2 separate regions of the Homo sapiens genome follow, and region 2 is linked to region 1. A link is an interaction called in ENCODE POLR2A ChIA-PET data of the cell type or tissue named here. Cell type or tissue: GM12878. All regions are shown on one strand. Each heading gives the region's core, and the rest is flanking DNA. Links, peaks and the distances in the headings are about the cores only.

Evidence for each region. ChIA-PET counts read pairs that join two places held together with the same protein. Peaks named below come from ENCODE experiments on the same cell type or tissue, not always from the same donor. Only the 100,000 strongest peaks of a DNase experiment are listed, where the experiment ranks them.
Region 2: POLR2A ChIA-PET joins it to region 1 with 7 read pairs; 4 of 35 experiments call an interaction of 5 or more read pairs at or near these places.

The regions. Positions count from the first base shown.
Region 1 is chr11:16,899,333-16,905,645 of GRCh38, forward strand. The region is part of intron 3 of PLEKHA7 (pleckstrin homology domain containing A7); the gene reads right to left. Among named protein-coding and RNA genes, the nearest start is that of SNORD147, 24 kb to the right of the region's middle. In GM12878, for the core only: no CTCF peak of the experiment used is centred there; DNase peaks (open chromatin) are centred at 3,049 and 3,869; H3K27ac peaks cover 2,930 bases.
Region 2 is chr11:16,817,159-16,823,471 of GRCh38, forward strand. PLEKHA7 (pleckstrin homology domain containing A7) reads right to left here. Exons shown (of 27, transcript NM_001329630.2): 11 at 1-164. Among named protein-coding and RNA genes, the nearest start is that of C11orf58, 82 kb to the left of the region's middle. In GM12878, for the core only: a CTCF peak has its summit at 3,298 (motif pointing right); a DNase peak (open chromatin) is centred at 3,363.

The DNA.
Region 1 (6,313 bases), core at 1,425-5,424:
ACTAAAAATACAAAATTAGCCGGGCGTGGTGGCACATGCTTGTAATCCCAGCTACTAGGGAGGCTGAGGAAGGAGAATCGCTTGAACCTGGGAGGCGGAGGTTGTGGTGAGCTGAGATCACGCCATTGCACTCCAGCGCTGGGCAAAAAGAGCGAAACTCCATCTCAAAACAAAACTTTTGCATAAAGGAGAAAATATGTTAATAAAAATACTAACAGGTGACTTCTAATTATGAGTGGAGAAAACTGGGTAATTTTCTCTGCCAACTCAGTGTAGGAATGAGGCCTGGGAAAGGGAAAGCAAACAAGAAAAGCAGACTGGGAAAGAGGTAATGATCTTTACTGAAGGCCCGCTATGTCTCAGGCACTGTGCTATGTACTTCCCATATGATTTTCATTTAATATTCATCACAAGCAAGTATAGTAGATAGCATTATTTCCATTATAGGGCAGGAAAACCTTTAGAAGGATAAGTGATTTGCTGAAAGGCAAAGATCCCTTATAAGTGGTAAGGGCATGAACTGAACTTTGCTCTTTGAGCTTTATACCATACTTGTGAGCTGTTCTTGGCCTGCTCTTACTGGTCCCAGGTGTCAGCAGGGAGCCCAGGTGCTAGGGGTAGGCAGGGAAGTGTCAGTGAGCTCACCTGGATAAGGTGTGGGGGGCAGGCACTTGGTGGTGCTGCTCCTCATCTCTCTCCCCTTTAGCTGGGAGGGTGCCTAAACCTTACTTGCAGACAAACACAAATGCACATAGTTAATGGGAAGGCCTTTAAGCCCCAGAGCATGTCACTGTCCAGCCAGAGAAATCCAGGTCACACTCCAAGTTGCTAACCTAATGTGTAATGGGAAAATAACTCTACACATTTAAGGCTCTCACAGGCTGTAAATCCTCAGCTTTACTCTGATTGCATGGCAGCAAATTCTGCTCTCAAACATACAGTTGGAACTCAATAAATTTCACTTCACTGATCCATAAATCTTGTTTAAAAAAATATATGCATGGTTCAGTCTGTCCTTAGCTCAGGTGGAAAGGAAGACACTAGAGTGAATTTTCATTCTGTTAATGCCTTGTAACTTTCATGAGGTGTTTTACTAGGTTACAAGTAGACTATGAAATTCTGGCATAAGCAATTATACTTGGACAATAAAATGGAACAAATGACCTACAGCATAGACACCCCATTATATTTCTTCCTTTTGCATTTATTCAACTTGACATAAGCACTCATCACTGCCTTCCAGATCTTTTCCCTTTAAATAAAATTGTACACAAAATTGTATACAACATTGTGATCATTAACAACTGGGTGGTCCTTGAACAAACTCAAAGGGCAAGAAAGAAATGAGAGGATGAAAGGGAGGAGGCTTTGAGGAATGGCTCAATTCCAACATCAGTTCAGTTCATGGACAAACACTCATGAGATCTCTCACTTTTTTCCCCCAAAAAATCTTTTTTCTAGGACAGAAAATCTCTAACTACCTCAAGTGGCATAACATGTGGAAGTCATGATTTTTTATTTTTTTTTTTTTTTGAGACAGAGTCTCACTGTCACCCAGGCTGGAGTGCAGTGGCGCGATCTCAGCTCATTGTAACCTCCACCTCCCAGGTTCAAATGATTCTCCTGCTCAGCCTCCCTAGTAGCTGGGATTATAGGCGCCCGCCACCACAGCCAGCTAATTTTTTTATTTTTAGTAGAGACAGGGTTTCACCCCATGTTGGCCAGGCTGGTCTCGAACTCCTGACCTCAGGTGATCCGCCTGCCTCGACCTCCCGAAGTGCTGGGATTACAGGCATGAGCCACTGCACCCAGCCATGATGTTCTTTTTGTATGACCCAATGGGATACATATTTTATGAAACATTTTTGGTTCCCTACTTATAAAAAATAATATATACTCCTTAGAGAAAAATGGAAAAAAGCTGTCTAGGAAAGCAGAGAGCTGAAGAAAAAATAAATCAGCTCTAGGCTCACCAGCCAGACAATAGGCTGAGAGCTCAATATTTAATTTTGTGCTAAATTAAATCCATTTTTTCACTTTACTATAGTGAAGACAAACTAATATAAGCCAAAAGTTTGAGAAAACTGCATGGGGGTTTATCCTTTCTCCTCTAAATTCCACCACTAGCAACTCATTTATTTAGGTAAGCATTATCCTTCCCAATATGTCTTTTCTCTTTTTTCGGGGGTGGGAAGGAACAGCTTTATTGAGATAGAATTCACATGTCAAACAATTCACTTAAAGTGTACAGTGTAGCTGGGCATGGTGGCTCACGCCTGTAATCCCAGCATTTTGGGAGGCCAAGGCCGGAAGATAGCTTGAGCTCATGAGTTCAAGCCCAGCCTGGACAACATAGCAAAACCCCATCTCTACAAAAAATACAAAAAAATTAGCTGGGTATGGTGGTGCACGCCTATAGTCTCAGCTACTCAAGAGGCTGAGGTGGGAGGATGGTTTGACCCAGGAGGTGGAGGTTGCAGTGAGTGGAAATCACACAGTGCACTCCGGCCTAGGCAGAAGAGCCAGACCTTGTCTCAAAATATAATAAAAATAAAGTATACAATGCAATGGCTTTTAGTATACTGAGAGTTATACGATCATCACCCCAATCAAATTTAAAACATTTCATTGCCCTAAATGGAAGTCCCATACTCTCTAGCGATCACCCCAGCTCCAGCCCTAGGCAGCCATAAATCCACTTTCTATCTCTCTGGATTTCCCTATTCTGGACATTCCATATAAATAGGCTTAGACACTAGGTCATCTTTTGTGACTGGCATCTTTCATTTAGCATAATGTTTACAAGGTTCATTGTTGCGTTCTTGTTGTAGCATGTACCAGTACTTCATTCCTTCCTATGGCCAGATAATATTCCATTATATAGACACACCACATTTTATTTATCCACCCATCAGTTGACGGACTTTGGGTTTTCACTTTGAGGATATTATGAATCATGTAGCTATGAATTGCGTACAAGTTTTTGTGTAGGTGGACATGGTTTCACTTCTCTTGGGTATATACCTAGGAATGGAATTCATGACTCATATGGTAACTTTACGTTTAACCTTTTGAGAACGTGCAGCTGGCTTCCAAGGTGGCTCCACCATTTTACACTTCTACCAGCAGTGCATCAGTGTTCCCACTTCTCTACGCCCTCACCAGCACTTCTAAAGTATCTGTCCTTTTTAATATAAACATCCTAGGGTGTGTAAAGTAGTATTTCATTACGGTTTTGTTTTGCATTTCCTTGATGGCTAATGATGCTGAGCATCTTTTCATTTGCTTATTGGTCATTTGTGTATCTTCTTTGGCCCAGCTTGTCTTTTAAACTGCAAGTACCTCTGGACAGAGACACTCCCTGAATTCAAATGTTACTTATTAGCTGAATTATCCTAGGCAAGTCATTTAACTTTTATTAGCTTCAGGTTCCTTCTCTGCAATGTAGAGATAATATTAACTACCCAACAGATGTGAGGATTGAAATAACACAGGTAAAGGACTTAGCAGACAGCTGGGCACACAATAAACAGTCAGCAAGTGACAGTTATTATTAACAACACCCTTATTCACACTTTACAATCCATAAATGCTTTGAAACAGCTCTTCCCATAAGGAGAGAGCCTAAGATCTGGGACAGAGAAGTTGGGAGCAAAGGGCAAGGGGAGCTCAAAAGAGTTGAATTAAAAGGAAAATGAAAACAATTACTTATGGGCCATTTTCACAGTCTTGTTTTAGTTATCATTGCCAAAGGTCAGCCTAGAGCCTACTCCTGCACCCTTCCAATCATGATGTAAACACCTAGTTCACTGTATTAAATCCATTTCTGTTTAGAAAAGCGAGAATAACTTCTCACTACTGCTACTGAACCCTGACTGAACAGGAAGGAAGGAAGGTCTTAGTCACAGCTCTATAATTACAGCCATGCACACGGCCTGGCATATAACATTAGGTGATCAGTAGCTGAAGTGAACCAAATGGAATCAATGAGTACATTAATGAATGGAATGAATAAATGGGCAAACAGAGCATGTTTGGGATGTTTGCTCAGTTAGGTGAATGAGGATCCCCTCATCCAGAGGGTCCCAGGGAAGGCTGAGATCAGTTCCCAGGACTGGCAGCCAAGGTTCTCATTGACCATCCATAACCCATCACCATTGCACAGACGCCTACATTAGAATATCTTTCATTTTTTTGTTGCCAACACTCAGGGATTATGGATTGTAGAGAATGCTGTTTTCCTGTATTTCTTAAAGTCATGAGAAGGTGAAAAGGCCTCCACTGTGCTTCTTGGCATATAAATAACTCACAGCATAAAGAAAGGGGAGTCAATGGTTCCAAATTCAAAATAAAGATAGGCTCTTCTCACAACGTCCAAATTACAGAGTCCTCCAGGCAGAAATAGAGACATCTTTCAAAGAAATTCTATTTGCCCATTCAATTCCAAAAGACATAATCAAACTAAGAAAACTCTTCCATGCCTTCCACAAATTGATTTAGTTTCAGCAGCCACCTGGGGCAGCACACAGTCAGACAGCAAACAGGCCTTTCAGTTTTTGTCCTTCTTGCCATGTTCTCTTCCTTCAGAGACTGGAAAAGGATCGCTGCAACTTCATTCTTCAACATGGTACAAAGATACAGCCTGCTCTACATTCCTGCTGTACAATTCTGCAAATCACTATCTTTCCCTCAGATCTTTCACAGCCAAAATTGTAGAACCCTCTCAAAAACCTTCAAGCTATCAGAGTATGACAGGTTTCGATTTTGCAGTCCATTTTGGGCTCCCTCTTGACAGGCCTTCATTGGCTTAAAACATTTGTTATTCTTACGTGCTATCATTTATTGAAATCATTTACAGAACATTCCTTCACACATGTCACCTCATTCTCCATGCACAAGCAACATCTGAGTGCCTGCTCTGTACCCATCCATTGGGAATATAGCTCCTCTAAGCTCCAAACAGATTTTTTTCAGGGTCAGTACTTCCAAAGACTATTTCTGAAGTTGTCCATCACAGCATTATTTTTACAGTCAAAAACTGGAAACTATGAAGTAATGGTTGAGCAAAATAAGGTGTTTATACTTGATGAAACATTGTACAGCCATTAAACATAAAGTTTATAAAGAATCTAAGCTTAACAGATCTTTGTGTTAAATGAAAACCAAGCAGCAACCACATCATATATAAAATATAATCTCAATTATCTTTACAAAATGCAAGGAATGAATATTGGATAAAAATAAGCCAAAATGTTAATTCTAAGATTATGCATATCTCTTCTGCATATTTCTCTGAATATTACTGCTTATTTGTGGAAAATTTAGAAAATAAAAGCATACATAATAAAAATTAACTGTAATATGCCACCACTGTTACTAATTTGGTATTTTGCTATCCATTATTTAAGAATAAAAATTCATAAATATACTTTGCATATATTGCTTTCAAATTTTAAAACTTCAAAATGGGGAAGAATAAGAAATGTTTAGACATAAAAAGATAACGCAATGTTAACTGAAAAAGTCAAAATCATATATATGACTAAAAGCATGTTATGTAAAAAGACTTCTCACTACTTTGTACCCTGTCAAATCCATGCCATATCATGTACACCTATTTAAAATAAATAAAAGACAGGGCTGGACACAGTGACTCACGCCTGTAATCTCAGCACTTTGGAAGGCCAAAGTGGCAGATTACTTGAGCTCAGGAGTTTGAGACTAGCCTGGGCAACATGGCAAAACCCCATCTGTACCAAAAATACAAAAATTAGCTGGGTGTGGTGGCACACACCCATGGTCCCAGCTACTTGGGAGGCTGAGGTGGGAGGATATCTGGAGCCTGGGAAATCGAGGGTGCAGTAAGCCATGGTCATGCCACTGCACTCCAACCTGGGTGTCAGAGCAGGAAGATCCTGTCTCAAATTTTAAAAATAAATTAATTAAAATAAAATAAATGTTATTTCCCCACTCTTCTATAAAATCCAGAAGATACATTAAGGTGAAGTGAATATGGCTGTTTTTCCCCTTTGTCTATTATCCCATTTTTTTATGTAATGCAGTTATATGACCTTCATAGTATAAAAGAATTTTTTTTTAATTCTATACTTTCCTCAAGGTCATGATAACCCAAACTGTATATCAGGCAATTTCTCTTTAAGCAAGCTGAGCCCACAGCCCCTCTCCAAGCTGACTTCTTTGCAGCAGAGCCCCAGGGAAGAGCAAAATGAGGCCCTCTGGGGTGGAGCCACAGAACCTCAGCCACACACAGTGCCATGGTATTGCTAGAAGGTGAAAAGCTGGGTAAGAAGGC
Region 2 (6,313 bases), core at 1,310-5,309, 82 kb before region 1:
TGGCTCGGTCCTGCGCATACTTGTAGTCACTTGGCAGGTTTCGGGGAGGTGGCGAGGAGCCCCCCGAGGGGTGTCGGGTGCTCTTGGGAAGAGTCTGGTAGTTTTCTGGGAAGGACAGGGATTGGCCAGGACCCTGGCGAGGAAGCGTCTGGTCCAAGGGAAGACTGAGGAGAAAGGGTAAGAACGGGTCAGGCAACCAAGCGAGGGTTCTGCAGGCTTTGGGGAACATATCTAAGTAAACCCACAAAGCTGGGCATGTGGGACAGTCCTGTAAGAACCTCAAAAGAATGATCAAGGCCGACATCCAGGACTTCAGTCACTTCCCCTTTTGGCAGACGACTCCAAAACCATTTTTCTCTGTCAACTTCCTCTGCCAGGACAACTTGGCTACCCCATGCCCATCACTTGGAGTGCAATGTGATTAAACCTGGCTTTTCCTTCTCTCTCCGCTGCCAGCAGTCAGCTCTTTCAATGGCTATGCATATTTATAGGAAAGGCCTCACAATTCTCCAAGTTACCAAGATTTTCTCTCTGCCTGGTATCCTTAGCACCAAGTTCCAGAGGTTCATAAAGGAAGTGGTTGGCATCAGTTCTCTTTTTTCTGGACTCTTCTAGTCCAGATACTGATTAATTATCTCCCTCCAGACAACTCTGAGATGCTCCTAATGGGTTTCCACTTTGTCCACAGTCAAGTGCTCTGATCATATCAGTTCCTTGCTGCAAAAACTTCCATGGCTCCTTGTCCCTTCTGAAATAAAGTCTAAACTCCTCAGCCTGGTACTCACAGCTCGCTAGCAGCTGACCTCAACACCCACCTTGCAGGCCTGCTGTTTTCTCACTGCTCTTCCTACGGGCCACGCCAAATGCCTAGGGCCCAAAACTGAAGGAAGTACTCCATCTCAGGGTCACCCCTACACCTGCTGGTGCCTGACAGCCTCACCCTAGTCCCGTCCCAGCCTCCTCCACACCTTAGCAACATCTTGCAACGGAAAAAGGAAAAAGGAGTCTAACCTGGGTTTGAAGCCAAGCTTGACACTTGCTGGCTTTGTGACCCTAGGCAGCTCACCTGACTGCTCTGACCTTCCGTTTCCTTACTTGTAACAGGAGGATAGTATTACCTGCCTCATAAGGCTCTTCTGAGGAATCAATGAGACAGGTTAGGAAATGCAACCCCCACATCTGATACACAGAAGGTCCTTCACTAACGTGTGTACCCTTCCTGCCCTTCTTACTCTTATAACACTGTTCTTCCCTCCCCCTGCCTGGATGGTCTCCCCTTGCTCTATTTACCCAAGTCTTACTCATTCTCTAGGATGCTGGCTCATGCCTTCCCCCACGTGGACCTTCTGTAGTGCCACAGCCCTCAGTGATCCAACTCTGTTTGACCTCGTCATCACACTGCCTGTAACTTTTCCAAGGTCCTATATTGATGTGATCTTTTCATACTTCCAAGACATGTTTTCCCAGGCCAAGGTGAAAAATTCTTGAAAGACAGGAACTGTGTTTCACACCGTGGTATTGTCCACAGTCTAAGAAAGTCCTGTGCGTAATTAGCCCTTCAATAAACACTCCAGCACACAAAACTGGATATGACTTCAAAAACTAACACCAACTAGCCATCTTATTTTCTTTCTTTTTTTTTTCTCTCTTTTTTTTCTTTTTTGAGACAGAGTCTTGCTCTTTTGCCCAGGCTGGAGTGCAGTGGTGCAATCTCTGCTCACTGCAACCTTCGCCTCCTGGGTTCAAGTGATTCTCCTGCCTCAGCCTCCTGAGTAGCTGGGACTACAGGCGTGTGCCACCACACCCGGCTAATTTTTTGTATTTTTAGTAGAGACAGGGTTTCACTGTGTTAGCCAGGATGGTCTCGATCTCCTGACCTTGTGATCTGACCGCCTCGGCCTCCCAAAGTGTTGGGATTACAGGAGTGAGCCACCATGCCTGGCCGCCATCTTATTTTCTTCTGGAGTCTCGCTGTTTTGCCCAGGCTGGAGTGCAGCGGTGCAATCTTGGCTCACTGCAACCTCCGCCTCCCGAGTTCAAGGGATTCTCCTGCCTCAGCCTCCTGAGTAGCTGGGACTATAGGTGTGCACCACCACGCCTGGCTAATTTTTGTATTTTTAGTAGAGACGGGGTTTCACCATGTTGGCCAGGCTGGTCTTGAACTCCTGGCCTCAAGTGATCTGCCCCCCTCAGCCTACCAAAGTGCTGGGATTACAGGCATGAGCCACCGCACCCAGCCTCCAACTTATTTTCTGAGAAGGAAAAAAAATTAAGCAAGGGACAAAGTATGGAATTTTACTAAGCCTGAGAGGCAGCATGATGTTGTAAAAAGAGAACAAGTTTTAGAGTCAGACAGGCTTGAGGTCAATTCTGACTCTGCCTTCACCTATCAATTTTATCTAACATTTATTTGGTGCTGATATTGTGCCAGACATTGTTCCAAGCCAACACTACTCAAAGTGTGGCCTGTGTGCCACCAGCATCAGCACCACCTGGGGACTTGTTAGAAATGCACATTAATGAAATAAGCCAGGCATGGAAAGACAAATACCGTGTATGACCTCACTTATATGTGGGATCTAAAAAGGTCAAACTCATAGAAGAACAGAGTAGAGAGGTAGTTACCAGAGGTTTTGGGAGGGAGAGGAGAGATGGAAGAAGAGCTGTTGGTCAAAGGATGCAAAGTTTCAGTTAGGAGGAATAAGTTCTGGTGACCTACTGCACAGCATGGTGACAATGGTTAATAATAATGTATATTTCAAAATTACTAAAAGTAGATATTAAATGTTCTTACCACCAAAAAGGATAAGCAGGTAAGGTGATGAATGTCAATTGGTTTGATGTAATCATTTCATAATGTATACATATATTAAAACATCACATCTACCCCATACATATAATTATTGTCAATTAAAAATAAGATATATTTTTAAAATGCTGGTTATCAGCCCCACCTCAGACCTACCTAATCAGAAACTCTGGGGATGGTGCCCAGGCATCAGTGTCTTAACAAGCCCTCCAGGAGATTCTAGTGCTCTGTAAGGTTTGAGAAACTGTTCTAATTGTTTTAAAACTCAACTCATTTAATCACTTTAGCTATATGACCTCAGGCAAGTATCATCCAGGCCCTCTAAGTCTCACCTTCCTTATTACAAAATGGGGATAGTAAGAACCACTTAGAAAATTGCTGTGAGGATTTGAAATAGTTGTCATTCAAATAAAGCTATCTTTGCCATTACAGTAGATAATTTTAAGATCTCTTCAACCTACTTGTCGTGCCTGCCAAGTGAGTCGGCCTGCCACTAGGTGGCAGGGTTTGCTATCGATCTCCCAAAGTTAGACACAAATGTGCCTCTGAGACGGGGCAGTGCCTGAATCCTCAAAACAGAGGTGGTAGCGGTGGCAGAAACCAGGCTGGAGGCTTCCCCTGGGGAGTTCAGGACTTGACTAACCATTGTTCATTCTGCCAGAAGCAAAATGCAAACTATGCAAAGCATTTCAGAGCTGTGCTCCCACCCATACGCCCTTCCTGCCTGGCTCTGCAGCTCACTCCCCTTGCCTGCCTACAGTGCCTGGAAGGTCAGAGTCCACCCTCACCTCCCCACTGCCCCACTAGCTGCACCTCAAATCCCTAAGCTCATCCTCTAACCTGTACCCTCCATTTACACATAGTCTGCCATTCTGGAATGACCCCAAGGTACCAGTGCAATGGTGAGCCCTGGCTCTAGGGGTCAAAACAAGGTAACTATGGAGGAGGGACACAGGAGGAGGTGGTACTGTGGTTGAGGTATAGACCCCATGCGAGCAAGTGGGTGCTTCCAGAGCAGCTTTGCCCCTAACAGCAGATCCATTTGCTGGCCCCCTAACCTCCGGTCTTACCCAAAAACTGGGCTCAAGGTCTCCTTATACCATGCTCTGTGGCCACAGGGACTCCCTGTCACTGAACAGGCACTAAACAGGATATTCTGATACAGCCATTACAGAAATGGTCATGTGGAGATGCAATATCATTTTTTGCAACAAATTATTATACTTTACTCAGCAGATGTTCCTCACCCTAACTTCCAGATCAATCACACAGGACTTCCATTTTCTACTCTGTTCCTTATTGTAGTGTTTGAGTCTCCTGATCCTAACTCTATCCCTCACCCCAACATTTCTATTTTACAAGTATGCATTACTTTAAACACTGGGAGGTCAGGGTGGGAAAATGAAAGCCTAAAATTTCAAAACAAGCTCTTAAAATACAGTGAGATTCTAAGAGTGTGTCAGTCTGTCTCCCACAAACCATATCCTAAAAAAGTTTAATGTGAAATTTGTATCTCCAATTAGAAATACTTCCCTGTTGGTTTAAAGCCAAAAATACAGGATCATATTGCAGTTCAAATAACCTTCCTCCCAATGTCTTAATGTGCTCAGTCTAATGAGATTAGCAGTCTTGATGATATGCAAAGCAGAGATATCTATCTCATATATTTTCAAATGGAAAATGGAGGAGTTCCTTTATTCAGCACCTAGATCTATTTATGACTAACTGTAAGAGACTACAAATATATCTTTAAGAAAAAAAAAATCTGGGACTATAAGAGGCAGACCTTTTAAAATACAAGAGGATAATCAGAGACTGAGACACTTTGCTCACTTAAAGATTGACAGCATTTTCTGTTCTGTCTTCTGCCTTCAATTCTTCACTTTTATTCACTTTCTAGCCCATTGAGATCTGCTTGCCCTACTGGAATGAAATTCCTCTCACTGTGTGCTCAGTGACCTCTAAAGCCAATGAGCTGTTCTCCTCTACAGACCTGATGTCTCCCTTCCCCTTAGATAAGAATGGCTCAAATCCCCATCTTGCATCCCAGGGAAAGTCCTATGCCCTCCCCACCCACCTCTCATTTCCCTGTTAACTTCTCATCCTTTAGGTCTCTGGTGCACACCCCACTCCCAACTCTCAAATTCAGGCCGTTGTGTGTAGCAGAATAACATGGTTTACAGGCTGCTGGAGCAGTTATGCGGAGACATTTCATAACTGACAACTTATCACTGCATATCAGTCACCCAGCTTTTGAAAGTTTTTTCTGTGCCCCTGCCACAAAGAGTTTCTCACTGGCCATGCCGTCTTACTGATTTCAACCCCTCCTTTTACTCTGCGTCCTGAGCTAACTTTGACCCTGTAGCTCTGTTAAGCATGGTAATTCAGGTTTGCCCATCTAAGCCCATCAAGCAGCTCAGTGGAAAAAGGGTTTCTGTTACTGAGCAAAAGACCCGTGAGGTTCTGGACTTTCCTTCAGGGGTGCCCAGCCTCCTTGAAAGGTACCACATCTCAAGTGTCTGCTTTTGGTAGGGGAAAAAAAAAAAAAAAAAAAAAAAAGGAAAGAAGGCACCACGCCCAGGTGGAAGTCCTTACCTGCAGCACCGTGCACTGCTGACTGGACTCCTTCCAGTTGAAACTCTCCCCAACAAAACCTCCAGTTTTCCTCCCCCATCTTCTCTTCATCTCCTTCAGGTGACTTAGCTTTTGCCTGACCCTTAGGCTAGGGGTCCTCAGTGTTCTGTTGTTGGCCCTCTGCAACTGTGCTCTCTCAGTTGAGGATTCTTAGTCCTGGCTGCACATTAGATCACTGGGGGAAGAGGGATAGGGGAAAATGTGCTTCCTAAAACCCTTATGTCCAGGCTGCAACCCAGACCAATGGAGTCAGATTTCTGCGCAGGGGACCAAGGCCTCACCAAATGTTAAAACTCTCCAGGTGATTCCAATGTGCAGCCTAGCAACAGTTTCTTGACTGTGGACATGCACTGGAATCACCTAGGGAGTTGTATGTATGTATTATTTATTTATTTATTTATTTATTTTTTGGAGACAGGTTTTTGCTCTATCATCCAGGCTGGAGTGCAGTGGTACAATCATAACTCATTGCAGCCTTGAACTCATGGGCTCAAGTGATTATCCCGCCTTAGCCTCCCAAGTAGCTGGGACCACAGGTGCATGCCACCACATCCAGATAATTTAAAAAACAAAAAAATTTTTTTGGTAGAGATGGTGTCTTGCTATGTTGCCCAGGTTGGTTTCAAACTTCTGGACTCAAGCGATCCTACCACCTCGGCCTCCCAAAGTGCTGGGATTATAGGTATCAACCCCCATACCTGGTCAACCTAAGGAGCTTTTAAAACATACTGATACCTTGACCTCACCCCAGATCAACTACATCAAAATCTCTGGCGTTGGGCCTCAAATGATCAAATCATGCAGACAGGATTAAGGAACATGGCTGTAAGCATTCCACCCTGGGTAATCTCAACTACTGCCAGGGTATTA